2 separate regions of the Homo sapiens genome follow, and region 1 is linked to region 2. The links are chromatin contacts, found by Hi-C or POLR2A ChIA-PET in ENCODE. All regions are on one chromosome and are shown on one strand. Each heading gives the region's core, a stretch centred on a gene start or an enhancer-like site at or near the end of the contact. The rest is flanking DNA. Distances are from core to core; before and after follow the strand shown. Region 1 holds the start of SLCO4A1 (solute carrier organic anion transporter family member 4A1). Region 2 overlaps MIR1-1HG (MIR1-1 host gene).

The links. Hi-C counts contacts between places; a loop is a spot of excess contacts on that map. ChIA-PET counts read pairs that join two places held with the same protein, here RNA polymerase II (POLR2A). Pooled maps may share reads with other maps.
Region 1: a pooled map shows a loop between it and region 2 (3-fold over the local background). The contact joins the promoter of SLCO4A1 here to the enhancer-like site in region 2. A Hi-C loop is called at or near these places in 2 of 168 maps with a recorded cell type or tissue (heart left ventricle and transverse colon) and 2 of 50 pooled maps. POLR2A ChIA-PET finds 5 or more read pairs at or near these places in 1 of 52 experiments (MCF 10A).

The regions. Positions count from the first base shown.
Region 1 is chr20:62,640,328-62,644,609 of GRCh38, reverse strand. It overlaps SLCO4A1 (solute carrier organic anion transporter family member 4A1), which reads right to left and starts at 2,107. Exons shown (of 12, transcript NM_016354.4): 1 at 2,057-2,107. It overlaps LOC124904949 (a long non-coding RNA gene), which reads left to right and starts at 2,273. Exons shown (of 2, transcript XR_007067711.1): 1 at 2,273-2,957; 2 at 3,264-4,282. RefSeq lists a silencer at 1,670-2,619.
Region 2 is chr20:62,567,938-62,572,378 of GRCh38, reverse strand. It overlaps MIR1-1HG (MIR1-1 host gene), which reads right to left. Exons shown (of 4, transcript NR_171007.1): 4 at 1,615-1,935. Among named protein-coding and RNA genes, the nearest start is that of MIR133A2, 5.2 kb to the right of the region's middle. RefSeq lists enhancers at 142-271, 2,574-3,075 and a silencer at 462-551. Within about 2 kb of position 1,763, at least 2 of the 41 ENCODE cell types and tissues checked have a DNase peak (open chromatin) inside an H3K27ac peak, as active enhancers do.

The DNA of each region.
Region 1 (4,282 bases), core at 858-3,357, 72 kb before region 2:
GACCTGGAGCCAAAACTGCAATGGGGCTTGGTCAAGCCAAGGGGCCCATCAGAGCCCCGAGGAGAGCCGGCCTCTCTGGGCTTAGTCTAGCAAGGAGAGCATGTCCATCCACCTGGCCACCCTTCACCTGGCCCAGCCTGCCCTGCCTGCCACGTGCCCAGCCAGCTCTCCACCATGGGAGGGACTTGCCCAGCACCTGCTTTAGGGGCCACACCCAGTGAGCTACAGATTAGGTCACGGCCACTCGGGAGGGAAGCTCCCTCATGAAGAATTTTCCAGGCACCACCTGCTGACCTTGCCCAGCAGGAAGGCAGGACACAGCCTGCTGAGGGCGGTCAGGGCAGCCTGGCTGTGGTCAGCGTCCAGGTCTCACCGAGTGGCCGGCCTCTGCCCTGGCTCCCTCCAGCAGCACAGAGGGAAGTCGGGCTGTGTGGTCTCGGCCCGAGCAACATCCTACTGGTGTCCTGCGATCACTGACAACCCAGAACAGACACTCTGGCCCAGTAACCGCAGGCCCAGCTCTTGGGACGCTGTTCTGGGTCTCCGGCCTGACCCTGCAGTCGCCTTTTGCCTCTTTAAGAACAGAGTCGTAAAACAGGAGCCCAAGCCTGGATCAGACAAACCTGGAGTCAGACCTCTTCAGCACTTACAAGCTGTGTGGCCTAGAGTCAATCACTTAACCTCTTGGTGCCTCAGTTTACTCATCTATAAAGTGGGAGTGATAATGGCCACCTCGTGGGGTTGCTAGGGACTGAATGAGACGATGCTCAAAGCAGGGGTACCATGCCCGGCACATTCCAGCACTCAACACCTAACCCCTGCTGTCACTGTCCTTGTCATTATTACCAGATTCACAAGCGGAGCCGGCTAAGGCCAAGGAGCTGTCCTCTGAGATCCATTTGCTCCCGCTGCTGGGAATGAAAACGTCGCTGACACCGGGCTCTGCAGAGCCAGTTTCTGATTAGATGGAGGTAACCCAAGTTCCAAAAACCACAGCTGAGGAGCAGCAGCTGACAAGCTGGTTGCATGGATGTGGAAAACTACCGCGTTCCAGCCGCCTCCAGACAGAAACAGGACGCATAGCCAGGTCCCACGGCAGCTCCAAAGAGGGCCTTGCACGCCAAGCGGGGCACCCCCCAGCCTGAGGGTTCACCAACCACGCGGACCACGCGGAAACCTAGCTGGGCTTCTCTCTCCCCTCGGGGCGCCAGTGCGGGAGGCGGTTTCTCCCTTGGAAGTGGAAGTCAGATCTGCTTCCAGGTTCCCGGTCTAGGGCCGGTCTAGGGCAGCTAAGCCTGCCTGCTCCTTCCTTTCCATCCTCCCTGGTCAGGGGAGCCCAACAGCAACGCGAGGGCACCCGACCCTCTGCCTGCACCTGGAGGGCGCCCGGGTCCCCCCAAGCCACGGCCAGGACGTCGCGTGGTGGGGCAGGGAAAGGGGCGCCGCCGCTGCTGGAAACTAGCCCTGTGCGCTCCGCCCGCGCTCCCCTCCCGGAGATGTCTCGAGCGCCTCTGGCGCGAACAAAGCCCGGCCGCCCCCGAGAAACTTCCGTGCATGAAGGTTTCCTCCTTGACTCGGCAGCAGCGGCCGCCGCAGGTGGGTGACTCCGCAACTCTGGAGCTCCGCGGAGGCGCGTTCGTCCCCAGCTGGATCTGTGGGGCCTGCGCCTGCGCGCGCTCCGGGCCACCTGCCCAGGTCACCTGCCCCGGCCACTCCGACAGTCCCTGCCAGGGCCGCAGCCCCTGCTCACCCGCTTCCCCCCGGCACCCGCTGCAGCGTGGGGCCCCTTCGCCTCGGTCCTCCTGCGGGCGACTCGGGAGCTCCTACCTGCGCAGCCGGCGGCGGGAAGCGGCGAATTTGGCCTCCGATTCCGCTCGGTCCTGCCCTCCCCCGCGGAGAGGCTCGGGGCGCTCGGCCGGTGCCCAGGCCTCCCGCCCCCGCGCGCATCCCCCCGGCGCTCCAGCCCCTGCCCACGATGGCGGCACCTGCCGCGCTCCTACGCCAGCAGGTCGGGCCCTGTGCACCCGCGCCAGCTCCCCGCTCCCCGCGCACTCACCGTCCCCGTCTCGAGGGCCCGGCCGCCGCGCCGCGCAGCGCTCCACGCTCTGGCCTCCCCGGCAGCCACGCGCCGCTTCATTCATCCGCTGGGGCCGCCCCCGCCGCAGAGGGAGGGGCGGGGTTTCCTGCGCGGGGCCCGCCTCACCCCCCACGGCCAATGGCAGCGGCGACCGCCCCCTCCTCCCCCCCAGGGCACAGAGGCGGGAACGCGCGGCGGGGGACCAGGGCGTCTCTCTCCGGAGCGCTGCCGCCTCCTGGACTCCCCGCTCCAGCTCCAAGGACCGGCATCGCTGCCGCAGCCGGGAGGCCGAGAACGCGCGGTGGCGACGCCGCCCCAGGCCACGCGGCGAGGCGGTTCCGAACGGACTCGGGATTCGCTCCTGGGCGCTGTGGGGCCGAGTGGAGCCAAGCGGCCGTTTTTCAGCTCCGCCCTTCCGAAAGGCTGCCGCAGGGTCGGGGCCACGTGGGGCCCGCGGCAGAGGGGCTGGGGGAACGCCACGGGCGGCCCTGGTGAAGGTGCCCGCCGGTCTCGGCCTGACCCCCAGGCCCTGTTCTGGCACGCGCCCCACCTGCGCGCACAGTGAGACCGGCGCCCTAGCCTGGGAATCCGGGGAATCTCCAGCCCGTTGCCTTTTCCATAACCCCGTCTTCTTTTTCACACTAGCTCTGAGGGTGGAAGGCAGGGAGGTGCCAGCCACGTTCCCTTCCACAGAGGGAACTCCCTGTTGGAATTCCTACCCCGGCTTCCTGCCGTCTGTCCTGGAACACATTGCTCCAGGCCTCCGAGCCTCAGTTTCCTCGTTTGCAAAATGGGGGCGATAACAGAGCGTCCTCAAAGGGGATAAGACGGAAGAAGTTGGCTCATATCAGGGCTCATAATTGTTGCCAAGTATTAACAGGTAACCACAATCACACTCCACAAAGCTTCCCTTTTAGTGTCAGTGAAATTAATTTAAAAGAAGTTTCCGAAAGTCAAGTGTGTGTGTGTGAATCCTGAGATAAGTCAGGTAAGGGGGGAAATGACCACCTCACGGCCCCAGGCTGGTGAGGAAGTCCTAGCCACGGAGGCGGTGCTGCAGGACCTGGCCTGGTGGCATAGCGTGGCGGGCGGGTTCACCGTGGAGAGACGAAGGAGGTGCTGCGGCTTGTGAGAAAAGGCCCACAACCCCATGCAGTTATTTATGAAATGGTTTTCCTTCCTCCAGGGCTTGGGGCTCCTGCCCACTCGTATCAGGTCCCGGGACCCCCCCGGTGGTGTCCTCAGGGCTCCCGCCGTCCCAGGCCGCCCTCCACTTCTGGAAGCAGACACGAGGCCACGAGACCCACTGCTTTTGGGTATCTGCTTTCATTCCTGACACTGCCCTTTAAGAGAAAAAAGTACCCACATTGTTCCCAGATGGAGAGGGTCCCTCCCAGAGGGTGAGGCACTGCCACAGGGGCTCACGGCCCTGCCAGGAGTGGAAGGTGCACACCCAGAAGTATTTCTCCTGTGAAGGAAGGGGGCTGAGCTTCGCTGCAGACCTGGCCTCAGGTGTGGATGAGCTTCGCTGCAGACCTGGCCTCAGGTGCGGAGTCTGCGGGAGCAGCATTTCCAGGCAGACCTGACAGAAGGTGCCTTTGAGAGGTGGTGAGCTCCGTGTTACAGGAGGCTTGTGAGCACAGGTAGCCCATCTTCTGGTGATGATGCTGGAGAAGCAATTCAAATGTCAGAAGCAGGACTGGACTCTGTTTCCAAAACTCACGTCTGGATTCTACCCCCTGAAAACATTATTTACACAATGTTTTTCCTTTAAACAATTCACACATTTGATTAAAAGGGTAAGTTTATTTTTTAAAAAGTCAGTGTCAATTACCACAAAGAGGTCACCATAAAAATAGATAAAAAGAAACAAAATGGCATTAAATTCTAGCCAAATATTGCTGCCTGTGGAGGGCTCCCGGCCTGAGACCCGCCTCAGACCCCACCAGGCATTCTTTGGGATTCCTGCATAGGCACCATTGGAAAGGTAAATCCAGAGCAAACATTTCAGGTACATTCGTGCAAAATGCAGGCCCTCAGTCCTGTCCTCAAAGGCAAATGCTGGTGCCCAGGCTCCTCAAGAGGCCCCTAGGAGCACCAGGAGGCCTTGACCCAGGTGAAGGGTCCTGCCGCAGGCCATCAAGGGGGTCTGCAGGTCTGGCCCAACTCCAGGCCCTGCGTGGTGGGGTCCATCTGCACCAGCTT
Region 2 (4,441 bases), core at 514-3,013:
CCATTCCAGGAGTGCACAGCCCTGACCTGTGTCCTCCTGATGGGGGGACAAAACAGAACCTGGGTTCCTGCTGCAGGGATGCAGCCTGAGTGGGAGGAGTCTCCGGGTCCAGCCACCAGCACACAGGAAGCTCAGAGGACAGAGGAACAGGCAGAACTGCACCAAGAGGGCGCCACCAGCAATCCTGATGCATGACACACCCCAGGCCAAACGACCTGGTCCTTCAGCAGACACATTATAAAAAAAAAAAGAGAGAGCAACAGGAGGGACCTACAGACTGAAACAGACTTGAAACATTTTTAAAATCAAGCTGTTATAAAAAGTTAGGCAAAGCTGGCAGGCTGTCGTGGCTCCCTGCCTCCCCACAGGCCCCACTTTCCCACAGGCCCTGCCTCCCCACAGACCCCGCCTTCCCACAGGCCCCACTTTCCCACAGGCCCCACCTTCTCACAGGCCCCGCCTCCCCACAGACCCCACCTTCCCACAGACCCCGCCTTCCCACAGACCCCGCCTTCCCACAGGCCCCGCCTTCTCACAGGCCCCACCTCCCCACAGGCCCCACCTCCCCACAGGTCCCATCCCACTTCCTGTCTACAGGAACTTCCACAGGGTCTCATTGAGGTGCCAGGGCAGAGGGGTGGTGAGGGGCCATAGCTTTGGGGAGGGGAACACAGAGGGAGAGGGAAGGGAAGGGGGAAGCACAGGGTTCACCTGGGAAAGCCCAAACAACCCCCCATGTGACTGCCTCATTCTGAGCTTCTCAGGGAAGCTCCCTCAGCCACCTCCCACCCATCCCCCTCCCCCACCTCAGGGACCCAACCTCCTCCCTCACTCAGCCTCCCCTGTCTGCCTTAGCTCACACCCAGCCCCTTCTCCAAACTGCCTGCGTCTGCTGCCGGAACCCTCTGTTGGCCCCTAATCCTACTGATGGGTGGTCTCACCTGCTGCGAGGCATTAGGCGTCTGTGTGATTGTGTGGTGGGGGGATGGGAGCGTGTGTGCATGTGAGTGTGTGCACATGTGTGCCTATGTGTGTGTGTTGTGCATGTGTGGGTGTGTGCATATATATGTTTGTGCACATGTGTGTGCCTGTGTGCATGCATGTGTACTCATGTATACATACATGAGTACCTGCATTGCTTTGTGTATCTGTGAGAAGCTGTGCATACATGTGCGTTTATGTGTGTGTGGAGGGGTGTGCCTGCATGTCCGTGTGTGGGAATGTGCAGGTAAGTGCATGTGTAAGCATGTGTCTGGGTGTGCACGTGTGTGCCTGTGTGTGCATCGTGCATGTGTGCATTGTGTGTGCCTGTGTGAGAATGTGCATGTGCCTCTGTGTGTGTGTTTGCACGTGTGTGTGTTTGCACATGTGTGGGTGTGTGCACATGTGAGCCTGTGCCAGTGTATGGGGTGTGTATGTGCTTGTGTGTGTTTCCCCAGCTGTAAGTGCTTGGCATTGGACTGAGCCAGAGGCGCACTGACGAGGAGAAGCACATGCCAATGCTGCTGGTGCTCGGTGGCATGACCGCTGTCATTCTGAAGTTTTTGTCTGACAGTGGAGGGATCTCCCCCAGAACACACTGGGGAGCTGGGGAGGATAAACAAGGTCTGAAACTGGGAATGAGCAGCTCATCTTTATTAAGGGTGGGCCTAGATACCCGTTCAGGGGCCATTGGTGGCATAGGTGCCAGGTGGAGTCCCTTCAGCAGTGGCTCCAGCCATAGCAGAGGAGGCGTTCCCAGCTGCACGGACTGGCATCGCCTCCAGCCCTGGTCAGCACAGATGTGCTGAACTTCCCCGTCAGCTGTTGCCCTTCACACACTGGAGCACTGTGGGGCTGGGGCTGAGAGAATGCCTCAGCATTGACAAAGAGAAGAATTTCTTTCAAATGAGCATTTTCCTTTTCTTTGTGAGTAATGGACATTTCAGGGCTGACCTACAGGAAAAAAAAAAACCCAGGGCAGGAGCCAGGACCAGAATTCTGTCCTAGAGCACCAGCCTCGCCCCCAGCACGCTGGGACAAGTGGACACAAAGTGAGGAAGCAGGAGACGGAGTGGCCGGGGTGGGAGCAGGGTCTCTTCTAAGGGCTCAAGATCCAGGACTGAAACACACAAACCCAGGTGGTCGGCCCAGGGGTCCTGGGGAGGGCGTGTGGGTGTTCCCACTGGAGGCAGCAGAGCAGGGATCTGGAATCCTTGGTCCAACCCAGGTCATTGCTCCTTGTCTTCAAGAGTTTCCAAAGCTTCCAGATCACGGGTTGTTCCTGAAACTTGGGAGGCCGCATTGGCCATTCTGCCTGGGACCCCGCCTCCTGTTCAGGCCCTCGGAGGCTTGTCCACACCCTGCCCCCGTTCTCTGGCTTCCTCCACAAATACACCTGGAGGAAGTCCCAGGCCACGGACACGGGAGCAAGGGGCTGGGAGAGACAACCTCGACAAGCGACCCCACAGCCTAGCGCTTGGTGGCCCGTGTGCCCTGCTGCAGACCAGAGGCCGCCCGGTCAGCAGGACCTGAGGAGGGACAGGGTGCTGGGGTGGGAGATGGACAGCGCCTGAGCGAGCTGCTGAGGAGAGGGAAGTAGGGCCCTGCAGAGGGACGGGAGCCACGGCAGGGGCGGCAGGTGTGGTGGGTGCAGGAGGTGCGGTGGGCGCAGCAGGTGCGGTGGGCGCAGCAGGCGTGGTGGGTGACCCACGGGAGGCTGCTCAGGCCTTTGCCTCCATCCCATGCTCAGGAGGAAGGAAGTCAGGATGTTTTTGGTGATGCCATGGAACCACAGGCATGTCAGAGCCAGCAGAGTTTGGACAACGTTGTGCCCAGGGCTTGGCACAGGAGCATTTGTGGACAGCAGTGAGGTTGCTCGCATTGGTCATGGATGGCGTGTTGGCACTGCATTGACCCCAGGACCTCGGGCAGGAAGGTGGACAGAGCCACTGATGATACAGGAGGGGGCCCAGGCACTGCTCTGCAGAAAGGGCTGTTTATCAGCCCTGTGGCCGCTGCCTTAGTGTGTGTGGTGGGAGGTGGGATGGGGATGAACTGAGCTACGTATGGAAAAAAAGTCTGGAAGGAAGTGCCTGGCATCTCACCAGGGGCTGCTTGGGGTCGCAGAATTTAACCTTCTTTCTGCTTGTTTGTGGTCAACACCACTTTCTCCCAGAACAAGGAGACGCACACACACACACTACGTTACTTCATCCCTTGACATCTGGGAAACTGCACACACCTCCCACCCTCCACCCAAGGCTGCGGGGAGAGGGGAGATTCCACAGTGACCCACTGCAGCCAACAGGGTCCCGAGTGTGATGGCGGCTGCTAGAGTATAGAGGAGAGAGACGTACTGCTGAGAGGCCGGGGGGCTTTCCAGAGGAGATGGCCCGCTGAGGGGTAGGGAGGAGAGGGAGGGGACCTGAGCAAGGTGTACGCAGGGCAGGTGCGGGGCCAGCAGGCATCAAGAGGACCAGGTTGATGTGGCTTGTTCATAAGACTCACCAAACACACTCGGTAAAAATTCAGGTTCCCAGGCCCTTGCTCTGGAGGCTCTGACTGGGGTAGGGGTGGGTACGGGGCCTGGAATCTGCATTTCTAATGAGCTCTTGGACTTGTCTTACAGTGATACAGGACCCAGGATCTGCAGATCCTCAGCCGAGGTTGGGATGGGCCAACTCCTGTCACCTTTGCACCTGGTGGGGAGAGGCTTTCCCACAGCACCGGACACTTAGACCCATCCTCTCGGTCACTGAGCTGGCAATGTCCACTGCTCACTCAGGTCCACATTCTCACCCCTCCCAGGGAGATGAAAAGACAGATGGCAGAGCGCCAGGAAACATAAAGCCCGTTCCCCAGCATGGGCCCCCCTTCTGCTGCCCCCTCTCCCCTTGAGCCCCTAAGGCAAGATGCTCCAGGGACCCCCCACGCAGCTAAACACACAGCAAAGCATGGAGACCAGGCGCGGGCACTGAAGGCAGGAGCCCCCAAACTCAGGGTCCCAAACTCAGCCCAGCCAAGTCCAGCCAAGTCCAGCCAAGGGCCGCTCATTCCTGAGGGGAAGACGCAGCCCTGGGGCAGACAGCCCTGTGTTCCCATTCTGCTCTGGGCTCGCCCAGGGCTGGCTGTGTGACTGTGGTGAGCTCCTCACCCTCTCTGATGCCCAGGCACTCCGCAGCATGCCCAGCCTGGCAGAGCTGGCTCCCGTGCACCCCAACCCGAGGTTGCTGGGATCCTGGGATCCGAAACTGCGGTCCTCCAGTGGGCTGTGTCCCATCCCTGACCCCACTTCCTTGACCCTGGGGAGTAGCCTTGGCTTGGCTGGGCCCTGTTCCCAGTGGGCACCTGCTCCAGAGATGGGCATCTGCTGGGGGCAAGTTCAGCCCAAAGCCAAGAGGCTGCGGGGGGGAGCAGGGGATGTGGCATGAGACAGCCCCACCCCAAACCTGGAGGCTCC